2 separate regions of the Homo sapiens genome follow, and region 1 is linked to region 2. The links are chromatin loops, found by intact Hi-C in ENCODE. Cell type or tissue: heart right ventricle. All regions are shown on one strand. Each heading gives the region's core, and the rest is flanking DNA. Links, peaks and the distances in the headings are about the cores only. Region 1 has its middle 330 kb from the start of MIR4432. Region 2 has its middle 280 kb from the start of MIR4432.

Region 1 (5,386 bases), core at 74-5,073, 52 kb before region 2:
CTCCAGAGAGACAGGGACACATATGCAATCCAAGATCAAGAGACAGGACACAGCCGGGCACGGTGTCTGATGCCTGTAATCCCAGCACTTTGGAACCCATAGGAAACCCACAGATACATATGAGGGGATTATGATGGGAATGGCTCGCACAGTTTTGGAGATCAAGAAGTCCACAACATGCCTTCTACAAGCTGGAGAACCAGAAAAGTTCATGGTGTAATTCAGTCGGAGTCCGAAGACCTGAGAATCAGGGGAGCCAGTGTCCAGGGCATGAGAAGATGGATGTCCCTGCCCAAGAAAAGGGAGCGAATGTGCCCTTCCTGCACCCTATTGTTCTATCTGGGCCCTCAACATCCTGGGTGATGCCCACTCATGGGGTGAGGGTGGATCTTCTTTACTGGGTCTACTGACTCAGGTGCTGTCTCTTCCAGAAACACCCTCCTGACACACCCAGATATAATGTTTTCTCAGTTATCTGGGTATGCTGTAACTCAGTCAAGTTCACATGAAGTTAATGTTCACACCAAGACACCTCAAACACCAGGGAGGAGGTTCTGAGGACCTAAGGCAGTGGGGATGCCGGCATTGCCTGTGTTGCGGACACTCAGTGCAATCTCTTAAGAAAACCAAATAAAATCAGTTGGTGGAGTTTATTAAAATGTAGATACCTGCAAAATCTGAATCTCTAAGAGCACTGCCAGATAATCTGCATTTGAACAAGCTCCTCCAGGTAACTCTTACCCATATCAACATTCAGGAATCACTGCTCTCCTGGTTTAGAAAGCTGGGAGCCTGGTATCCCTTTCAAAGACAGTTGAATACTGGACTTTCCTCAGTTTACAGAAAGGAAAGGGAACACCTCCCTATAAAATAACCAAGATCTTTCCTGCCCTGGTTATTTCTCACAAAAGGCTTCTTATGCATACTCAGTTACATATTCCACACAACAGACTTAAAGGGGGAAATCTCTTCTTTCAATTATTTGCCATTCCATGGAAAAGCACGCAGGCAGACAGGAAGGCAGAAGGCCATAGTGAGCTGTTGCTGAGTTGAGCACAGTGCAAGGCCCAGGCCTCTCGTCTGATATAATCCCAATTTGTCCGCATAACAGCCCTAGGAGCTACAGGTCATTACTCCTATTTTATGGTAGAATCTAACACTCTTGCTGGGCATTCCTGACCATGCAGCCTTTGCTCTCCGTGTAGAGTATGCTGCAATCACTAGGACCCCAGAAAATGGAATGTCATTAAGGAAGGTTCGAGGCCAGAGAATTAATCAGGATCTAGAGAGCATAAGCCTGTTCCCTCCACCAGCACTTTCTCCTCAAAAATCATCCCATTTTTCTCAGTTTCATACCTGGCTTGGGTTTCATCGCCCCCACTGGTGATCAGAGGCAAACCTCTGCCCCTCCCTCCAACACTGTTGGCTAAAAGATTTCCCCAAAAGGATATGCTTCTACGCACACACAGCCCAAATGTCTTGGGGTGGGGTAGAGACCCTGGGAAAAAAGAAGGTTACACCTGTACCTGAGTCACTGCAACATGGAACACAGCAGGACAAACATAGCCTGTCAGGTCACGTCTGCCCAGGCTTTGAGGCAGGTGTTTCCAGAATGTGTGTCATGCTGTTTCCAACCAGGTGGGTCCAGACGTCTTGGCTGCATGCCTCACTGAGAGCCCCACCTCCAGCCCCATGGGGGTGCCCTGCCCCTTGCCAAGGAGCAAACTTTCATATCTTACAATATAGTCAAAGGCTTTCATGTTGTAGCAATAACTAGGGCATGGGCCCAAGAACCACAAGAGATGGTCTGTGGTGACGGAAGCTGGGTACAGTTCATCTGGGGAGACGGGAGCCAGGTTAGGAAGCTCCAGCCTGCTAATAGAAAGAGACATGAATGAGAGGCATGGCGTTTCCTTTCTCCTTCTCTCTGCAGTGTCTTCATCTGCAAATTTGGAATCAATTATTGCCTTACTTTGGTTCCCCCAAAAGCAGACTATGAGAAAAGGATTTGGACACAGGTACTATTTTATTTCAGAGGCAATCAGAGGAAACACAAGCGAAGGAGAGAGGAAAATGAGATAAGGAGCACAGAACAGCCAGGAAATAAGCTGGGTACCATGAAGTTCTATCCCTCAATCCCTTTAAGACCCATGTATAATGGACCAGAGAATTGTCCCACCAAAGGATGGAGAAATGGGTATGCATCTACTAACTCCCATCCTGGATTAGTTGAGGATAGTCCCTGAGGACAAATTAAAATCCCTATAATTCTGTGCTGCCTTGTACATGGGCAGAGCAAGCTACCACATAGAAGAAGAAAAAGGCTTCAGGCATGGAAGCTAAGAGAGAAGGGGACTTGAAATGGGAAGCTACTAGTGGGCAGGGGGGTTATGCCTACTATACCTACAGGTTTCCTTGGAGTGGGGCCAGGGAGGTGGTTGATACACCAATATCATAGGCTATACTTATCTTCCCCATGGAGTGTTAAGATTAAATGAGGCAACATAGAAAACCTTGGCACTCTGGCACACAGCACACATGCAAGAAAATGCCTCAATTATTATTAACTTTGAGATTTACATCACACTCCATAAACTCTTCTCGCCAGACCGGCCACACAAATGCCTCTCTCTGCCTAAGTTCAAACCAAAAGCTCCTGGAGACCAGCACCTGCTGAGGCCAACGTGTGAATAAATAGAGAGGTCACTGGGCACAAGGCCCTGTGGAACTACCCAGAGAATGGTCAGCCCAACTCAGCACATACTCTCCACAGAGCCACTGGCTGGCTGAGAATTCACTCTGTCTGCTCTGTGAAGTCATCTTACCCTGGACAGGAGCCTTAACTAAATTCCCTTGTGATCTCTTGGCACTCACATCCTCAAATGTCCACAGCATTCTCAATTTATCTTCTACTGTTCAAGTTCCATGACTAGAACACTCGAGCCAAACAATGCAGAAACCCAGCCAAGCGGATGCCTTCAGGATTCACATGGAACCCGTGGAACTCATGGGCATTAAACACACACTAAGCCTGTGCCTGGATCATAGACAATGACTGTGGCTACACAAATGCCTCTCATTTAGGAAAAATAGAACCTGGAATAAGCATTAGCTGTTGGGGAGCCAATAATCTTACCCTGACATCAATAAAAGTGATTTACCTAAGGTCATTCAGATGGTCCTAATTTTGTTCCTTCTCGCATTTATTCAATAGGCATTAGTTTAGCATCTACTATACACCAGGTGATTTTTAACTATATGCCAGATGCAAATAACACAGCAAGAAACAAGACAAGTCCTCCACTGTGATGGTGCCCACGTTCTCCTGTGGAAAACAGACAGTAAACAGGTAAATAAATAAAGATGGTATTTCAGATAGTGATGTGTGCTATTAAAAAAAATAAAGCAGGCTGAGAAGATAGTAAGTGATAGGATGGAGAATGGAGTTCTCTTTTTAGATAGAGTTGTGAGGAAAAGTTTGCTTAGAATGTGGCCTGTGAACAGGATGAGAAAGAGAGAGCCATGCAAAGATCTGGAGGAAGAGCACAGGAGACAAGTCAACAGCAGGTGTAAAGGCCCTGAGGCAAGAAGGACCTTGAATGCTTGAGAAATGAGACAGGCAGTCTGGCTAGAACCTAGTGGGTGCCGAGCTCTGTGAAGTCAGATGTAGGCAGACTCCACTCAGAAGGAAGACAGAACCTGTGGGTTCAGATGCAGGTAGGTTCACACATTTCATGCTAGACATGTAAAGTGATTCCCATCTATGGCTTTTTTGTCTTGGGGAAATAAGAAGTAAGATCCTCAGCATAAAGGGAGGAACAAAAAAAAATGCTGATGCTTTGAGGGGAGAGGAGGTTCGAAATATCTTGAAGAGAGGGCAAGTAAATTCACAAAGGGAGTGTGACAAGATTGTGGTACTGATAAGGTGTCATCATAAATTTAAAGTCAGCACAGCTCTTAATTTTTACAGCCACATCTAGCTACTTGAGTATGGGCCCAGGGTAAACAGAGACTTGGGATTTTTGACAAGAAAGTTCAATGGAGAACAAGTGGATAATAGGGCTCAAACATCCCTGGATGTGTGCTTGTATCATTAACCATGAATCCGAGCCTGAGGCAGGCAATAGAGTCAGTGAATCCAAGGTCCCACGGGGGGTTGAACTGGAGGTGCTGAAAAAGTAGGGTGCGATGTTCAGAAAGGAGAAGCTTGAAATCAAAAGCGTAGAAAAGGAACAGTTAAAGGTTATGAAGAGGACTAGGTACAATCATGGAAATGTGTGGCACCTACTATAAGCCACGACATGGTAAATAAGGACCAGATCAGAGTGAATGGTACAAGGGGATATTAAAGACCTGCCTGAAATCAAAAGCGTAGAAAAGGAACAGTTATAGGTTATGAAGAGGACTAGGTACAATCATGGAAATGTGTGGCACCTACTATAAGCCACGACATGGTAAATAAGGACCAGATCAGAGTGAATGGTACAAGGGGATATTAAAGACCTGTAAGACACAGTGTCTGCCCACCATGAATATAAAATGCAGTTGACAAGACAGACCCATAAGCAAGTAACAATAGCCAATAATTCCACATTGAACAATGGTGAAATGTTAACTTTATTTAAGGTTGAGTTTAGCCAGCTTTCATAAATGTTCTCTGTGACACATATAACATTATCTCCACTAGTTTATTATCCTTACATTATAAATGAGGACATTGAGACTCAAAAAGAAGCAAAGCCACTTGTCCAAAGCCCAACAGTTAAAGTAAGGCAAAAACCAACACAACTGCTGTGTCTTCTGACTCCTGGCTCGGTTCTCTGTAGACTAAAAAACAGAACTTGACACACGACATCATTAGATCATAATCTCTGAGATCAGATTGCTTGGATTCAAATCCCAGCTTCCCACCTTTGGCCAAATAAACATGAACAAGTGACGTCTTCTCATTGTGCCTCAAATTTCTATAAAAGCAGGATATTGTAGTATCTACCTCAAATGGTGATGTGAGAATTAAATGAAATAAAGCTGGAATAAACCTTGCCTGGTACATAATAAGCACTCAGGTGTTACGATACTAAAGTGAAGATTTATGATGCCTGCTATAAGCACTACTATCCTGCCTTCTCAGATGCTATCAAGAAAATCCAGAAGACAAGCCACCTGCCCTCTCCACCCCTGTTGTCCCTTTGATAGAGGCTTCATGGAAGATTAGGGTCTTGAGCAAGGTGATGATGGTGGACAGAGATTCTCAGACTTATATCCATGGAAAGGTAGAGGGAGGGCTTGTCATATGAAATAATAGCATGAGCAAGGACCTGAAAGGGGGCCTTGGTGGGGGAATGTTCATGATGCAGTGAGGAAATCAGGCATCCCAGAAAAGGTA
Region 2 (5,386 bases), core at 99-5,098:
TGGGGTGTTAGGAGAAGAATAAACTCAGTAACCAAGTGTCTGGATATAAATGTCTTTTCGTGGAAATACTTTACCCACCACTGGGAAGCATGTTGTCACCAACCACTTCTTCTGTCACATAGGGCAGAAAGAAAAGACTACCTAAGCCAAAAAGGGTTGCAGCTTGGGCAATGGTGTAAGTATAGAGAAGAAAACACACATGGCTCCAAAGACCAAATTCAGGACATGTCTGTGTCTCTTCCAGGAAAGGAACTCTGAGCCCCAGAGGAGAGAAATCTGTAGTCATAACAAACTCAATGACCAGTGGTGTCCAAATCCTTCCACTCCTTCTGGAATCTCTTTCATGAGGCTTTCCCCAGCAGCTTCCTGACCATCTTCTTTATGTCACAGTCATGTATGTCATGCAGCAATTGCTTACCTTCAGCATTTGCACATAAACTATCTTGCACGTCTGCCTGGGGTTTTTCCCAGGTTGGCCATATTTCCCTAATAAACATGTAAGTACTTTGAAGGCAAATACTATGCCACATGCTCCTTCAATATCCCTTCTGGACCTGTCATGTGCTAGGTTCACAGAAAGCATCTGGTAAATAATTATCAAATTGGAGTGTAAAGGATGTGCACCTCTGTACTGAACTTCCTTTCAAAGAAAGCAAGAAAACAGAGCAGCATAGTATAGTTTCCTTCTGCCCTTCACCCTGGAAACCCCGCGAAGCATGTGTTTTACTTGTCTCCACCTGTGCACCAGGTGAGGGAAAGAAGAGTGGGGACTGTTAAGTCAGATGAATGTGGTAGAGACCGATCTCACCCTGTTGCATTATGAAGTAGAGTGTTTGGGTGGGCAGTTTGCTCTCACGTCATGTATGAAGAAAGAGGAAAACGCAGTGATCACACCGCCCAAATGCTGAATTCAGAGAGGCTAGCAAATCCCCAAGTGCACGGAGAGATTAGAATTGAAAGTGAATGGACATGATCATCATCTGCTACTTCTGACTGTACGACTCCACCCACATCTCCTTGCATTGCACTCATAAATGTGGTACTTCCTCAGATGACAGAACAGACAGGTTTAAAAAAAAAAAAAAAAAAAACCTGAATTTCTCTCATACCATTCACACTGTCTATGCCCACGCTTGGGTTCCTGCTTCTACAAAGAAGTCAGACCATGAAATCCAATATTCATAAAGAGTGGGAAAGATGGGACAGGATCCAAATCTCTTATTTGCTGGTGGTTTCACAGCCTGCTGAGAAGGAATGAAGAAGACACCAGTGATGCAGTGATGAGACATCGTGACCTAACAAAAACAATCCAGATGAACAAGGAGGAATTCTGGGCTTTCCCTACTTAGCTGTGTGGTAACTGGCAAGCCACTCATCTTGCCATTTGAGGTCCCAGCAGGCATCAGCTGCTTACTCAAAGAGTTTAATAGAGAAGAATGCAGGAAAGAACTTTTTATAGATATGTGGGGAGAATTCAGGGAACCAGTAAGAAATGGCAAAGGGGCTAGCATCCACACTAAGTCTTTAACAGCTGTAGATCTGAATGGGGCAAGATGATTCAAAAAGGTTGCTGAAAAATAGTGGAAGGTGTAGGTGTGGAAAAGCAGCCACCAATAGCAATGTGGCCATCTATGGGAACACAGGTACTGCCACCACCAGACAGGTGGTAATAAAACCTCAACCTCTGCCTCCTAGTGCCGTCTAATCTCACATAAAATCTACAAGGGATGAAGGGGTCCCTTGAGGTCAGCCTACAAGAGCAGAGAGCCAGGCAAAGCAGCAAGGGGAAATGGATCTGGAAGAGCAAACCAATGAATAGCCCCATCTTTTTGCCTCACTTTCTATTTTTTCACACAGCAATAATTATGCAACCCTACCTACTCCATAGGGTTCTCTTAAAGATTGTGTGTAATCATAGCTGTGAATGCGCTTTGTTAAAGTTTCCAGCCTGGCACAGATGCTGCGTTGGAGAAGACCTGCTCCCTCTGCTCTCTGTGGAGTCCTCCACCCACGCCCACGCCCAGGCTACCCCACCCCCAACCAGAGCCCGAATGATGTGAACAGAGCAGAACAGGGCTCTGCAGGTGGCAGGGAGGGGGGAGCTGCACACGCAAGGAAATAATAGAGACTGGATTGTTTATGCTTGTGAGAAAGGGCGCATGAATATGGATAAAACCCTGTGCACATTTTGCTAATTACCCAGCATCAGTGTTAAAGGAGAAAAGAGCCCACTGCAGATTTTCAAGCCAATTCCATCCCTTCAAGCCCACCCCCACCTTTGCACACACGCAAACACACACGTGCACACACACACACACATCACTGCTGCCACCACCACCACTGCCACCACCACCATTTTCTCTCCTCTCATATAAATAACTGACAATGTTCCCCTGAATATAAACCACATGGACCCACTAAAGCTACATGCAAATTGACAGAAGATTCCAATCCTGCATCATGCCAGAGAGCTCAAGGAAGAAAGTCCTATCCTGCGGTCTCAGTTGGCAGGAGCCTCTGTCCTACAATTTCCTGACCCGGTCAAAGCAACCTTATAACCTCACGGGCAAAGACATGAGATGAATCAAGAGGGTTAAAGCAGTGGAGAGACAAAGAATCACACAGAAGTGGAGGCCATTTCTACAGAGAGCCGAAATCATGGAACAAAAGAAAAAAAATCCTCAGTCTTTGGTTCCAGTCTAAATTGAGGCCTCTTTCCTTTTGCTGCCCACCAGAACTTGATTGATCAAACTCTGGCAAGATGTTTGGAGTTGTGCAAACCCAGCTCTGAGCAAAGTTAAGATGGGAGTTCTATCCTTTGTTTCCTGGAAGCTCCTGGACTCCTCCAGACATCCCCCAGGTAATTGTCAGCTGATTCATCTAAACATCAGCAGAGATTGGGGCAGTTGGGAAAAGTGCTCAGGGGAAGGGCCTATTCAGGATACAGATGGAGGGAGGAGCTCAAGCCAGCTGGCTTTGGTCCTGACGTCCATCACCAAAGGCTGCCAGGGAACACACTGCACCTTCATCTCAAGATCATTGAAGCTAAGAGGTGGTCAGTGATCACCTGTCCTGAGCTACATGCTTTAGGGCAGTCACAAAGATACAGTCTTTTTATATTAACCCCTATATTTGTTCTCTGCAAAAAAATAAAAATAAAAAGGCAGTCAGATGCACTAGAAAGGCACCGTCCTGGGAATCTGGAAACCAAGGTTCTTATACTGGCTTCATCCCATGTAGCTGTGTGACTATGACTAAGCCATTTAGCTCTTCTGGGCCTCAGTCCTACAGTTCTCTTCATCTGTTAGATTTTAAAAGCTTGGCCTAAAGGACTCTCACTGTTCTAAACTTCAAAAACTCTATAAATAACAATGCCAGTAGCTAACACAGATTAAGTTTCTCCTATGTGCCAGATATTATTTTACATACCTTCACTCAATATTTCTCAACAACTGAATGAGTTATGTTATCTTCATTTAATAGATAAGAAAACCAAGTCCCAGAGAAGTGAAATCATTTTCCTGAGTTGGTAAGTGAAGTGGTAGGGTGAGAATTTGAACCCTACAACAGCATATTGATTGTATAGCATTTCTATTAAAAGCACAGACATTTTTCCAATTTTTTTATAGTGGTAAAATCATATAACATAAAATTTACTATCTTAACCATTTGTATGTGTACAATTCAGTGACATAAATTACATTCATATTGTTGTACGACTATCACCACTATCGGTTAAACAATAACTCCCCGTTTTCCTTTTCCCCAGCCCCTAGCAACCACCACACTACTTTCTGTCTCTATAATTTTGACTACTCTAGCTACCTCTTAGAAGTAGAATCATATAGTATGTGTCTTTTTGTCACTGACTTATTTCACTTAGCATAATGTCCTAAAGGTTCACTTCTGTTGTAGTATTGATCAAAGTAACCTCCCTTTTTAAGGCTGAATAATATTTCATTGTATGCATAAACCACATTTTGCTTATATCCATTCATCTGTCCATGGACACTTGCATTGCTGCCACATTTGGCTATCATAAATAATGCTGCTATAAACACGGTTGTGCAAATATCTCTTAGAGACCCTGCTTTCAATTCTTTTGGATATATACTTGGAAGTGGAATTGCTGGATCATATGGTAAATCTATTTTTAATTTTTTGCGGAACCATACTATTCTCCACAGCATCTGTACCATTTTACATTCCCACCAATGGTGCACAAGTGTTCTCATTTCTTCACATCTTCATGAACACTTTTTGTTTTCTCTGTGTGTGTTTGATAGTCGCCATCCTAGTGAGTGAGTATAAGGTATCACATTGTGTTTTGATTTGCATTTCCCTAATGATTAGTGATGCTGAGCATCTTTTCATGTGTTTAATCAGCCATTCACACACCTTCTTTAGAGAAATATCTATTCAAGTCCTTTGCCCAGTTTTGAATTGGATTGTTTGGGTTTTTGATGTTGAGTTTTAGAAGTTGTCTGCATAGCGTGGTGTTAGTACCTATCAGATACATGATTTGCAAATATTTTCTCCTATTTTGTGGGTTTGCCACTTTACTGCATTGATAGTGGTTTTTTTCATACCAGAGCTGATATCTGATGATAGTGTCTTTGGATGCACAATGTTATATAATGAAGTTCAATTTGTCTATTTTTTCTTTTGTTGCCTGTGCCTCTGGTGTCATATCCAATAAGTTACTGCAAAATTCACTGTCATGGGGATTTTGCTCTATGTCTTCTGCTAAGGGTTCTGTAGTTTTAGGTCTTACATTTGGGTCATGGATCGATTTTGAGTTAATGATTGTGTATGGTGTTAGATAAGAGTCCAACTTTATTCTTTCGCATGTAGATATCCAGTTTTCTCTGCACCGTTTGTTGAAAAGACTGTCTTTTCCCCCACTGAAGGTCTTGATGCTTGTCAAAATCATTTGATCACATATATATATAAGGGTTTATTTATGGACCCCATACTCTATTCCTTTTGTTTATCTGGCTGTCTTTATGCCAGTACCACACTGTTTTGATTAGCTTTATGGAAAGTTTTGAAATCCAGAAGTGTGAATCCTCTAGCTTTTTTCTTTTTCGGGATTATTTTGACTATTTGGGGTCCCTTAAAATTCTATGTGGATTATGAATTTTAGAATGAGTTTTTCTATTTCTGCAAAAAAAAACATTGGAATTTTTAAAGGGATTGCATTAAATCTGTAGATCACTTTGAGTAGTATTGACATCTTAACAATATTAAGTCTTCCAATCCATAAATGTAGGGTGTCTTTCCATTTATTTATGTCTTCTTTAATTTGAAAAGTGTGGGCTGTTCATCAATATGCTTTTCTATCTAGACTCAAGATTCCTTAGTCTAGTGTTTCTTCTACTACACT

Evidence for each region. A loop is a pair of places that touch in the nucleus more often than their neighbours do. Peaks named below come from ENCODE experiments on the same cell type or tissue, not always from the same donor. Only the 100,000 strongest peaks of a DNase experiment are listed, where the experiment ranks them.
Region 1: it touches region 2 in a loop (7-fold over the local background); 5 of 110 quality-filtered maps call a loop at or near these places.

What each region holds. Positions count from the first base shown.
Region 1 is chr2:60,052,313-60,057,698 of GRCh38, forward strand. No RefSeq gene overlaps it. Among named protein-coding and RNA genes, the nearest start is that of MIR4432, 330 kb to the right of the region's middle. In heart right ventricle, for the core only: no CTCF peak of the experiment used is centred there; a DNase peak (open chromatin) is centred at 2,839; H3K27ac peaks cover 1,985 bases.
Region 2 is chr2:60,104,058-60,109,443 of GRCh38, forward strand. No RefSeq gene overlaps it. Among named protein-coding and RNA genes, the nearest start is that of MIR4432, 280 kb to the right of the region's middle. In heart right ventricle, for the core only: no CTCF peak of the experiment used is centred there; a DNase peak (open chromatin) is centred at 2,964; H3K27ac peaks cover 708 bases.